Linked DNA regions of Homo sapiens: region 1 is linked to region 2. A link is a loop called in an ENCODE intact Hi-C map of the cell type or tissue named here. Cell type or tissue: endothelial cell of umbilical vein. All regions are shown on one strand. Each heading gives the region's core, and the rest is flanking DNA. Links, peaks and the distances in the headings are about the cores only. Region 1 overlaps FBXL13 (F-box and leucine rich repeat protein 13). Region 2 holds the start of NFE4 (nuclear factor, erythroid 4).

The links. Peaks named below come from ENCODE experiments on the same cell type or tissue, not always from the same donor. Only the 100,000 strongest peaks of a DNase experiment are listed, where the experiment ranks them.
Region 1: it touches region 2 in a loop (7-fold over the local background); 2 of 110 quality-filtered maps call a loop at or near these places.

What each region holds. Positions count from the first base shown.
Region 1 is chr7:102,871,730-102,877,103 of GRCh38, reverse strand. The region is part of intron 17 of FBXL13 (F-box and leucine rich repeat protein 13); the gene reads left to right. Among named protein-coding and RNA genes, the nearest start is that of LRRC17, 39 kb to the left of the region's middle. RefSeq lists an enhancer at 349-1,548. In endothelial cell of umbilical vein, for the core only: no CTCF peak of the experiment used is centred there; DNase peaks (open chromatin) are centred at 1,113, 2,803 and 4,583; H3K27ac peaks cover 5,000 bases.
Region 2 is chr7:102,971,121-102,976,494 of GRCh38, reverse strand. The region is part of intron 7 of FBXL13 (F-box and leucine rich repeat protein 13); the gene reads left to right. It overlaps NFE4 (nuclear factor, erythroid 4), which reads right to left and starts at 3,065. Exons shown (of 3, transcript NR_166512.1): 1 at 2,724-3,065. RefSeq lists a silencer at 2,524-2,694 and enhancers at 2,374-2,887, 2,345-3,544. In endothelial cell of umbilical vein, for the core only: no CTCF peak of the experiment used is centred there; a DNase peak (open chromatin) is centred at 3,154; H3K27ac peaks cover 2,327 bases.

The DNA of each region.
Region 1 (5,374 bases), core at 241-5,240, 100 kb after region 2:
GCCTTGAGATCTAAGTCTTTAGTTCAAGACTAAACTCTAGAAATGGCCTCAACAAATCTACAAAAGGATATGGAATTCATTTCCTGCAAGCTGCTGATTGTATTCATCAGGGTTGAGACTCAGGCCACATCCATCTTATCCCTCTGGGACTGCCCCATTTACTAATCAAAAGGAGGATAACCCTGAGAGATTTGCCATGTTTCTGAAAGAACTATGGGCTATAGTTATACAAGGAATATATGGACTTCTCTTGAAAATCATGCATTTGGAGGGATATAGGAAGACAATATCTTATATCCTATATCCTTCCTATATAGGAGGGATATAGGAAGATATAGGGAGGTAAGGATCCCTCCTCCATCTGCTTGCTAAATCCCTATTCATCCCTGAAATATCAACTGTCTATGAGGGCCTTCTCTGAGAAGCCCTACCTTGCAGGCAAGCACTGGAATTTCTCTGCTTGCATCTCCAGCCCCAGTGTATCCTTTAACATGAACCGTTTCTATTTCTCACTGCATTGCAGACATCTGTTATGTGTTTATCCTTCGTCAACATTCGGTGGGGTCTTTTAAATGAAGGACTAGATCTGTTCATTGGTCTAGGTTCTTTCCTTTCTTTATCTATGAATGAACTTGGATTCAGCCTCCTTTCTGCTAGATGACCTCCTCTTCCCTTCCATATCGTCCATGAGTGATGTGAGATTGTGGGTAGGAAGCAGTACCATGGAGTCAACTCATTATGGCAGGGTCAGTGTCTGGTCTTCTCAATGTTGTCTTCTGTCCAAGCTGGAATTCACTGAGATGTACGAGGGCCCATTTGGTGTTTAGTTTCCCGTCCAGGTGGATCCCTGATGTCTCTTCCTTGTTCCAACTCCAAGGCCCCTTCAAGTCTTCAGGTTTCCCTGTCGTGTCTGCCTTGCTCTGGGCTCCTCTGGGTCTTCCTGGGTCATGGAGATCCTGTGAGGCTGTCTTAGGTCCACAGTCCTAGACACCTGCTGGAGACATTTTCTTGCTCCCACATCATGAATGTGTTTGCCCTCAAACTCATGACTCACCCTCCCCTTGCTCTGCTACAGGGTGACTCACACAAGTCAACTAGATTCCATGTTAGGGTTGGTGCTTGTGAGACATTTCTGAGTGATTACAGGGCCAGTAGAAGGGACATTCCAGGGTTTTCCTCTACCTTTCTTTGCATCATCATCATCAGCTGCATTTCCTTAGTGTTCTACTCCCCTCTGAACCACAGGCCTGCTGTGGTTCCAGCTTCCCTGAATGAAGTCGGCCTCTGGGCTTCAATAACATCATATCTTCCCATTGTCCTTCCAGCATAGGGACAGTAGTGGCTTCCTACTGCTGCTAAGCTCTAGATTTTGTCACTGTCCCATTTGGCTTCTCAGTTTCTCTACCACCTATGTAGCCATTCCCCCATTAAAATTAAATCTCCTCAGTTTTGCATGCTCAGGGTTGTTTCTGCTTTTCCCGTTGACTCTTAACTGATACAATGACGAGCACAGGAACACTCTGTCTTATTGCTTTTATGAACCCTACTGGGAAAGGTGGAATGGGTTCCCATCTACTTAGGCCCCCAAGCCTACCCGGGGGTTCCAACTTTCTCTCTAGCTGGATAGAAAGTGAGAAGGTCTAGAACAGACCCCCCATATGATGAATTTCTCAGCATTTGCTTCCCTCTGGCTCTCCCCTCCCCTCCTCTTTTCCCCTGTCCTCTCCTTTCCTCCTCTCCCTTCTCATCTTCTTCCCCTCCACCTCTTCTCTCCCCTTTTCTCATATTTGCTCCTTTCCTTTTGACATAGATTCTTTTCCTAATCTGGGGGTGGAAAAAATGTTCCAACTGATTACATGGTTTTGAAAAATGTTATGCCCCAAGTCTTTCAGGGCTTGGGCTTTTGAAGCTTAAAGGCCCAGGATTTTTATCCTGTGTTCTTTTGTAAGAACCTTTTCCTGACACATAGGAGCAGAATCGCCAGCTGTTGTCTGAAGGGTCACAGAGTGACAAGAAGTAGAGAATCAAAGCACATTATAAAACACATCAAAATATAATTCCCCCACAGCACTTACCACAAGGCTGAAGTGCCTGGGGGAATATTTGTTGACTGAATGGAGTAAAGGTTAAAATGCTTTATTTAGTTTTTAGCATTTGAGGAAAGCTCAGGTTTTATTTTTAAAGACTGTATATTAAAATTTTATCTACAGAGGACAAGTTAAAAACTTAGGAATATAGGCCAGGCACGATGGCTCATGCCTGTAATCCCAGCACTTTGGGAGACTGAGGCAGGCGGGTCACTTGAGCCCAAGAATTTGAGACCAGCCTGGGTAACATGATGAAACCCCATCTCTACAAAACATACAAAAATTAGCCGGGTGTGGTGATGTGCACCTATAGACCCAGCTACTCAGGAGGCTGACAGGTGGGAGTATGGCTTGAGCCCAGAAGGTTGAGGCTGCAGTGAGCTGTGATTGTACCACTGTACTCCAGCCTGGGAAACCTGGGCAACAGAGTAAGATCCTGTCTCAAGAAAACAAAAAACAAAAAACTTAGGAGTATGGCCTCGAGTTCTAGTCTCTGTTTTTATTTTCTTCTGAAGCATATATGTAATTTAAGAGAATTGTAAATGGATATCTATGGGGAAGTATACTAATTGTTTTCTGCTAAAAGATTGAAAAAAATAAGTCTTCTGTTGTTTTCTTCCTCCAAGTCAGTTAAACTCTGAACTAAAAGGCAAATGATTGACAATTACAGTGCTACAACAGCTGAGGAAGCTAACCTCAAACAGTGAAGTTAAAATGAGTCAGCCCGGATGTCAACTTGGGCAGCTAAACACCAGCCTGATTGATTATAGGTCTGAGTAAGTGCAAATTTGACTACAGACGTAACATTCAGGATTTAAACTCTGGAATGTTACAGATACCCACCAAAGATCAAATGTGACCAGTTGTGCCATTTGGGAGAAAATTTCCCATGTTTTCTAATAATTATGTTCATTCTCAATTCTTAATGGTGAATTTTCAGTTAGAATCACACTACACATTTAGTTAACAAGTATTTACTCTGACTACATTGTGCTCAGTGCTGAGAATACTGGAATGAACAAAACAGACATGATTCCTCTTCCTAGTACTTACATTCTAGTGGGAAGACAGGAGTAGGGCAAGTGGTTACAAAGTATGATGAGTGTGAAAAACAGAGAGGGGAAAGCTAACCTAGCTCAGAGATTCTTTTCCCAGAGAAGAAAGGTGTTCTGTGAGCCAAAGAAGCAGCCTGCACAAAGGCATGGAGGTTTAAAAGTGTGAGATATCAAGAAACCTACACATTTGGGTATGGCTTATTGGCGAGAAGTATGGTGAGAGATGATGTTTGAGAGGTAGACAGGGGTCAGGTCACTGAGGGCCCAGAGGCCACATTAAGGAATTTGAACTCTGCTCTTTGGACCGTGGAAGGACATTCAGTATTGTCAGTTAGAACAGTAACATGGTCAGATTTATATTCCGAAAAGCTCACTTCTATCTGCTAGACAGATATGGGAATCACAGATGCATAGTGACCAATTATCAAGTAGTCATCCAGGTGAAAAGTTATGAACGCCTGTGTTAGGGAGAGGGCAGTAAGCATGTAGCAAAGTCAGCACAGTTGGGAGACACTGAGGAAGAAGAAACAATGAGATAGAGCTCAACTGAATGTGAGGATAAGGAAGAGAGGGAGTGAATCAAGGATGGCACCAGATTTTTGGCTTGAGCATCTGCATAAAGGATGGTGTGCCTTCCTGAGCTGTGTCCCTTACACAGTCAGGGAGCAGGTTTGCTGCAGGTTGGGAAAACGAACATGTTTAGTTTGATTCACTTGCAAGACAGCTTTATAGAGATGTTGCTCAGGAAACTAATTGAAATTCACACCTCAAAAGTAGAAGAGCTCTTTGGGGTTGGAGAGGCTAAAGGGACACTGTGTTCTGAAAAATCATGAAAACTCATGAAGAAGTTGATCAGCAAAGGCAAAAATCCAGACATTTAGAAATCCAGAAAGATGTTTATTGGAGAGAGCTAACTTAAATGGGGGAAGCAAAGAGGAGAACACAGTTATTTCAAGATTTGTGTTTCTTATAATAATCTTACTCTCCTCAGTTATTCCTTTTGTGGAAAATAGTGAATCATTTATTGTATCATCCATGAATAAAAGTTGTTTAGGAAGTTACCTACCAAGTACATATTAGGGAAAGAGGAAATATGTCAATTTGCCTCTTCTAATATAAACAGGATAGGGTTTCTAAGTGGGAGAAATAGCTTACTAATGTGATAATATCTTAAGGTATCTTTAGAAATCTTTAATCTTCTACAGCTTTTCAAAATGTTCACTTAAATGGGCTATTATTCATTCCCTTCCTGCTCCAGAGGATTATTTGAATGTGAGGTTATATCTCCATGTATGTGGGAAAATATTTCCTGCTAGTTAATTGGATTATCATTTGCTAAAGACCACAGGATCCATGGTGAGGGCAGTTCAGTCTGTTACTTAAGTTGCCTTAGTCACCGCCATATTTGTTGTTTAAAGGAAAAGTGAGTCACGGCAGTGTCCCAGACAGTGTGCTTAGACAGTGGTTTAAAAAGACTCTTTCATTTGCTTGATTTTCAGAATTTTTTATTATGAGTACAAGATCTTGAGCGCCTGTTATGTAGGTCCTGGAGTCCCCTCACTAGAATATCAGATCCATGAAGACTGAAACGTTGTTTTCCCAGAACCCTGGGAAGTAGTAGGCACTAGATTAATTGCTCATTGAATGAAGGAAAAAAATGCTAGGCTCTAGGATTAACAAATGTGAGTAAGACCTATTTTCTGCAGCCCAATTTGGAAGGGTGGGTGTGGGGAATTTAGATGTGATGGGGCAGGCATAGTGATAGAGGTGAGGAGAGGAAAGGATCTCTTAATTCAGCCTGCCCAACACAGAAGCATGTGAATGTATCCTTGTTCAAGGAACTTGATGTAGCTTAGTCCTGCTAGAATACACTATATAAAAAAGATATCATGGAGGGAATGTCATACTGTGTCAAGGAGATTGGACTTGAACCAATGGGTGATGTGTAGGGGAGTCATAGTCATAGTCAGCCTTCCATTTTAGGTAGATTATTTGAGTTGTTCTCTGGGGGACAGACTGAAAAGGAGAAGGACTGGGGGCAGGGAGGGAAATAGGAGGTATTTTAGTAGTTAAAGGAAGAGATGAGGAGTTCTTGAACTAGGTCAGAGGCTAGAACAAGCATGGAAAGGACATATTAAAGAATGTTTAGTAGCTAAAACCGAAAGAACTTGGTGATTGATTATTGTGGAAAATGGGGACCTCGGTGGAGGGATGGGAGGATAAGAATTGACT
Region 2 (5,374 bases), core at 113-5,112:
TTATGGGGAACGTGGAAGTGGAGAGCAGTGTGGAGTTTTGAAAGGATGCCTTGGAGCGGAGTTGGGCATGAGGGCAGGACTAAGAAAGAGTGAGTGAAGGAAAAGGTGTGCAGGGAGCAGAAAAGTGGAGCGGGGGGCTCAGGGTTTGGAGGCTTGTTCATCAATTTCCACAATAGAGACTTGGGAGGACTGGGTGGGTCCTGAAAAATTAGGGAAAGCAGAATAGGTTGCCCTGGTATTAATTTTAAAAACATACTGGCCTACCTGCCACCATCAGGGTTACCCTTGGCTCAGATGAAGCGATGGTAGTTGCTGGGGTGTCTGTTCCAAGGCACTATCAGTCTTCAGCGGCAAGGCTGACGAGATCCGAGTAGGAGGGTTTGATTGGCTCAGGAAGGGATGGGGGTGGTCCTTGCAGGGGCCGCTCACAGTCCAACTTCCAGTGGGGTCCTCCGCAGAGGGGGCATGGCCTCGTGGGTTTACCTGGGTTTGGGCATTGTGTGGGCCAGTGGCCTTCATTGCCGCACTTGAAGCAGGCACCAGGTGGAGGTGGATTGCTAGGAGGCTTCTGTGTGGAGCTGTGGCCCCATGGCCTGCAGGGCCCCTGATGGAGGAGGCAAGCATTTGAAACCCTGCCTGTTTTTGCCTTTTACTTTCCTCATCACGATTGTTAAAGACTTTGAAGGCTAAATTAAGAAAGTCTCGTTGTGGGGTTTGAGGGCTGTTGTCAAGTTTTTGAAGCTGGCGCTGAATATTGGGGGTGGATTGGGAGATGAACTGAAGGTTTAAAATATCGGTTCCTTCTGGACTGGCTAGGTCTAGGTTGGTATATTTTCTCATGGCTTCAGTTAAACGAGAGATAAAAAGGGCTGGGTTTTCGTTAGGACCTTGGGTGATTTCTGAAAGTTTTTCATAGTTTACCACTTTATGGGCAGCCTTTTTGAGTCCTGCAAGGAGGCACACAATCATGTGGTCTCGACAGCAGCGTCCAGAGGCCCCATCTTGATAATCCCAGTGGGGGTCCTGGTTGGGGACTGCCTTTGCACCAGTAGGCTGAGCAGGAGCTTGGTGATGAATTGTATCAGCATGTACCTGAGTTAGGGTCCAGATACAGCCCCAGTCTTCTGGGGTGAGGGTGGAAGAGAGGATAATGTAGAGGTCATGCCAAGTTAGTTCATAAGACTGGGTGAGGTACTGAAACTCTCTAATGTAAGAGGTAGGGTCTTCTGGAAATGAACTGAGTCTTTTGTTAATTTGAGAGAGATCACTGAGGGAGAGGGGAACATAAACTTTAACAATGCCTCCAGTTCCTGCTACTTTCTGAAGGGGGCTCTCTAGCACAGGGGCTGAACTAAGGGTGGGGCATGGGCCAAAGATGGTGCCTGAGCGAGTATGGGTGGGAGAGAAGGAAGAACCTGAAAGTGGTTCCTGCTGAGGGTTTGAAGGGGGAAGGAGGGTTAAGTTGATAGGCAGTGGAGGATAGATAGGGGCGTAAGGTGGTGGGATGGGTTTACAGGCTTCAGGAGAGGGCAGTGAGGAAGGAGAATGAGTAATGAGTACAGACAATGCTAGAATTGTCCTGAGGAGAGGACAGTGTAGGAAAAGAAGTGGATACTGCTGCTTGGGAAGATGGGGGCTGGGAAGATGGCGACTGGGAAGATGAAGGCTGAGAAGATCGCAGCTGAGAAGATAAAGAGGAGGCTTAGGGGGTTAAAGAAGACGGCTGAGAGGGAGAGGCAGGGGCTGAGAGGAATGGACAGCAGTCTGCTGGATCTAACGAGGAAAATATGTCGAGTTGGGAGGAGAAAGGTGATCTGGGTGGCGAGAATAGAGGAGGATTTGAACAGGTGAGCAAGAATTACAGAGGTCGGGTTGTGATCTGAGTGCAAACAGGGCTGGACATAAGGAGTTTTTCCCCATTTCTCCAGTCGTCAGCAATAATTGCTTAAATCAGTTAAAATTGTAAAGTCGAATGTTCTATTTGCGGGCCATTAGGACCCATTATTCAATTCGTATTGTGGCCAGTCTGAATTGCAAAAAAAGACAAGGAGGATGGATATCTTGCCTGAGGCCTAAGGTTTGCAGGTTTTTGTTTGTTTGTTTGTTTTACGGACTCTCACTCTGTCGCCCAGGCTGGAGTGCAGTGGTGTGATCTTGGCTCACTGCAAGCTCTGCCTCCCGGGTTCACACCATTCTCCTGCTTCAGCCTCCTGAGTAGCTGGGACTACAGGTGCCTGCCACCATGCCCGGCTAATTTTTTGTATTTTTAGTAGAGCCAGGGTTTCACCGTGTTAGCCAGGATAGTCTTGACCTCCTGACCTGGTGATCCGCCCACCTCACCCTCGCAAAGTGCTAGGATTACAGGCATGAGCCACCGCACCTGGCCAGGTTTACAGGTTTTTTATGAGGCAGCCTAGAGGGCTGTTTTTTGGAATTGAGGATGGGGAGTTTCCCATAACTGAGGGTAGGCTCGGGAAAACAGGGAAAAAGGAGACCATCCTGGATGGTGGAGGGAGACGATGAAAGGAGCGATCGTCACCGCTGCCTTTTTCGTTCCCGGAACGGGATCAAATGGCTTAGAGGCGTCCCCCTAAGACCAGATGATCAGCAAGTACCTGGCACACGTCGGAGCCTTCTTGGACCAATGTTGGATTTTCAGACTGGAGAAACCAAGAGAGGCTGTATGGATTTTTCCTTGTTAACCGGGCTCCCGGGAAACTTACCAGTAGGTGAGATCAGTGACTGATGTGCATGCACAGAGAAGCAACTGGAGGCTGAGGAGCTTCCTTTGTCCGGCTGCTGTGGCCTGCTTTCTGGGGCGGAGGGGTAGGTCCACGGGGGACGAAGACCGGAGCCCCTCCCGGGTTTCGGCACCAGATGAAAGATTCTTGTATCCGTTCAAACTCTTGAGAGTGTGCCAACAGACAACACGAGGCAGTGTGGAGCAACCTGCTGTTTTAATGAGCGCCTGGGTGCAGGCAGGCTAAGGCCTAAAATGGCGTCAGCACCAAATGAGTAGGGGGCAGGGTTTTATAGTCTTCCGTAAACAGGAATTGTCCCAGTCTGATGTAACTGCTATGTGGTACCCAGATGGCCTGTTTCTCGATCTTCAGGGGTACGTGTCTTCCGGCCAGGGTAGGTGTCTTCTGGCCGGCTCTCTTCCTGCTTCTGCTATCTTGCTGACTCACGCTGCTGGTACAAGTGGCCTTGTGCCTTGGGACTGGGCCTGAGAAGAGAGGAGTTACTCATTCCTTCAAGCTTTCGGGCGTTGGGGAGAATCTTTCAAAAACAAAATGAACACAAATGAAAGGAAGGCTGATAACCATCATTTTACTCGTTACTTCCGTAAGTCCAACATTTTAAAATTTCACATAGAAGTGAAATCATGGAGAATTTGTCTTTCCGTGCCTGAAAGTGTAGATTTTAAATGTTTTCTTCACACACAAAAATGATAATTATGTGAGGTGGTGATTTCTTAATTATTAACCTGATTTAATCATTCCACATTATAAACATAAATCAAAACATCACATTTTAACCATAAATGCATTTTAATTATTATTTGTCAATTAAAAATAAAACTAAGAAAAGAAAATAGATAGCTACATTAATATTGGGGGAAAAACATTAAAGCAAAAAGCATTTTTAGGAATAAAAAATTTTTGTCTTCTAACCAATACATTTTGTTAAATTTATTATGATTATTGATATACTTGGGTTCATTTTTCTAATTTCATTTTATACTATTTATTATCTTTTTATTTATTATTTATTATCTTTTTATATGTTTTATTTTTCCCCTTTCCTGACTTTATTGAATTTTTAAAAAATAAAAACGTTTAAAGTAATTTCAATAGCTTCTGGGATAGATGTGGTTTTTGGTTACATTGATGAATGGTATAGTGGTGAAGTCAGATTTTAGCGCACCCATTACCAAGTAGTGTACTATTTATTGAGTATTTAAATCTACCCCCTTTTTTCTACTTTCATGTTTTAGATGATATACATTCTATTTCTATGATTTTACTGGTTACTCTTAAATATTTTTAACATGTTGTAGAAGATAACCATTCTATTTCTACTATTTTACTGGTTACTCAAATATTTTTAATGTGTACATTTATTAATAAGGCCTAAAGTAAATTAATATTTATACTTTCTTCTTGAAGAATAATTGAAATTTAGAACACTAACTCTTGATTACTCTCTCTGGTGTTAGAGTGTTATTATTATCTAGTGTTTTTGTTCCATCTTATTGTTCTACCCCCACGTTTTCATCATGATACTGTTTTATAAAGTTAATGGCTTTACCCATATACTTATTAGATTTTTTGCCCATTGTTATTATTTGCATTTCATGCCTTTCTTCTGATTTCAGTGTTCTTTAGAAGTTCCTTTGTGAAGGGTCCATTGGAAGCAAACTCTCAGTCTATGTCTCAAAGTGTCTTTAAATTTTTTTTTTTTTTTTTGAGATGGACTCTCACTCTGTCTCCCAGGCTGGAATGCAGTGGCACAATCTTGGCTCACTGCAACCTCTGCCTCCCTGGTTCAAGCGATTTTCCTGCCTTAGCCTCCCAAGTAGCTGGGATTACAGGTGCATGCCACCACACCCAGCTAATTTTTGTATTTTTAGTAGAGATGGGGTTTTGCCATGTTGGCCAGGCTGGTCTCGAACTTCTGACCTCAGGTGATCCGCCCACCTTGGCTTTCCAAAGTGCTGGGATTACGGGCATGAGCCACTGTGCCTGGCCTTAAATTTTTTAGAGACAGAGTCTTGCTATGTTACCCAGGCTGGCCTTCAATTCTTGGGCTCAGGTAATCTTGCCTCAGCCTCTCAAGTAGCTGGGACTACAGGTGTACTACCATGCCTGGCAAAAAATGTCTTTTTTTTTTTTTTTTTGAGACGGAGTTTCGCTCTTATTGCCTAGGCTGGAGTGCAATGGCACAATCTTGGCTCACCGCCACCTCCGCCCGGGTTCAAGCGATTCTCCTGCCTCAGCCTCCCAAGTAGCTGGGATTACAGGCATGTGCCACCACGCCTGGCTAATTTTGTGTTTTTAGTAGAGAGGGGGTTTCTTCATCTTGGTCAGGCTGGTCTCGAACGCCCAACCTTAGGTGATCTGCCTGCCTCAGCCTCCCAAAGTGCTGGGATTACAGGTGTGAGCCACTGCACTCAGCCAAAAATGTCTTAATACTCATTTTTGAGTTGTAATTTACTTGCATATGGTATCTCAGATTGATAGTTTCTGCTGACTTCCACCTTATGTTGTTCTGTCTACGTGACAGTCTTTTGTACGTAATCTGTGTCAAATTGCCTGAAAAATTTTCCTGTGCTTTGGCCTTTTGCAGTTTCACTTATAATGCCATTGATATA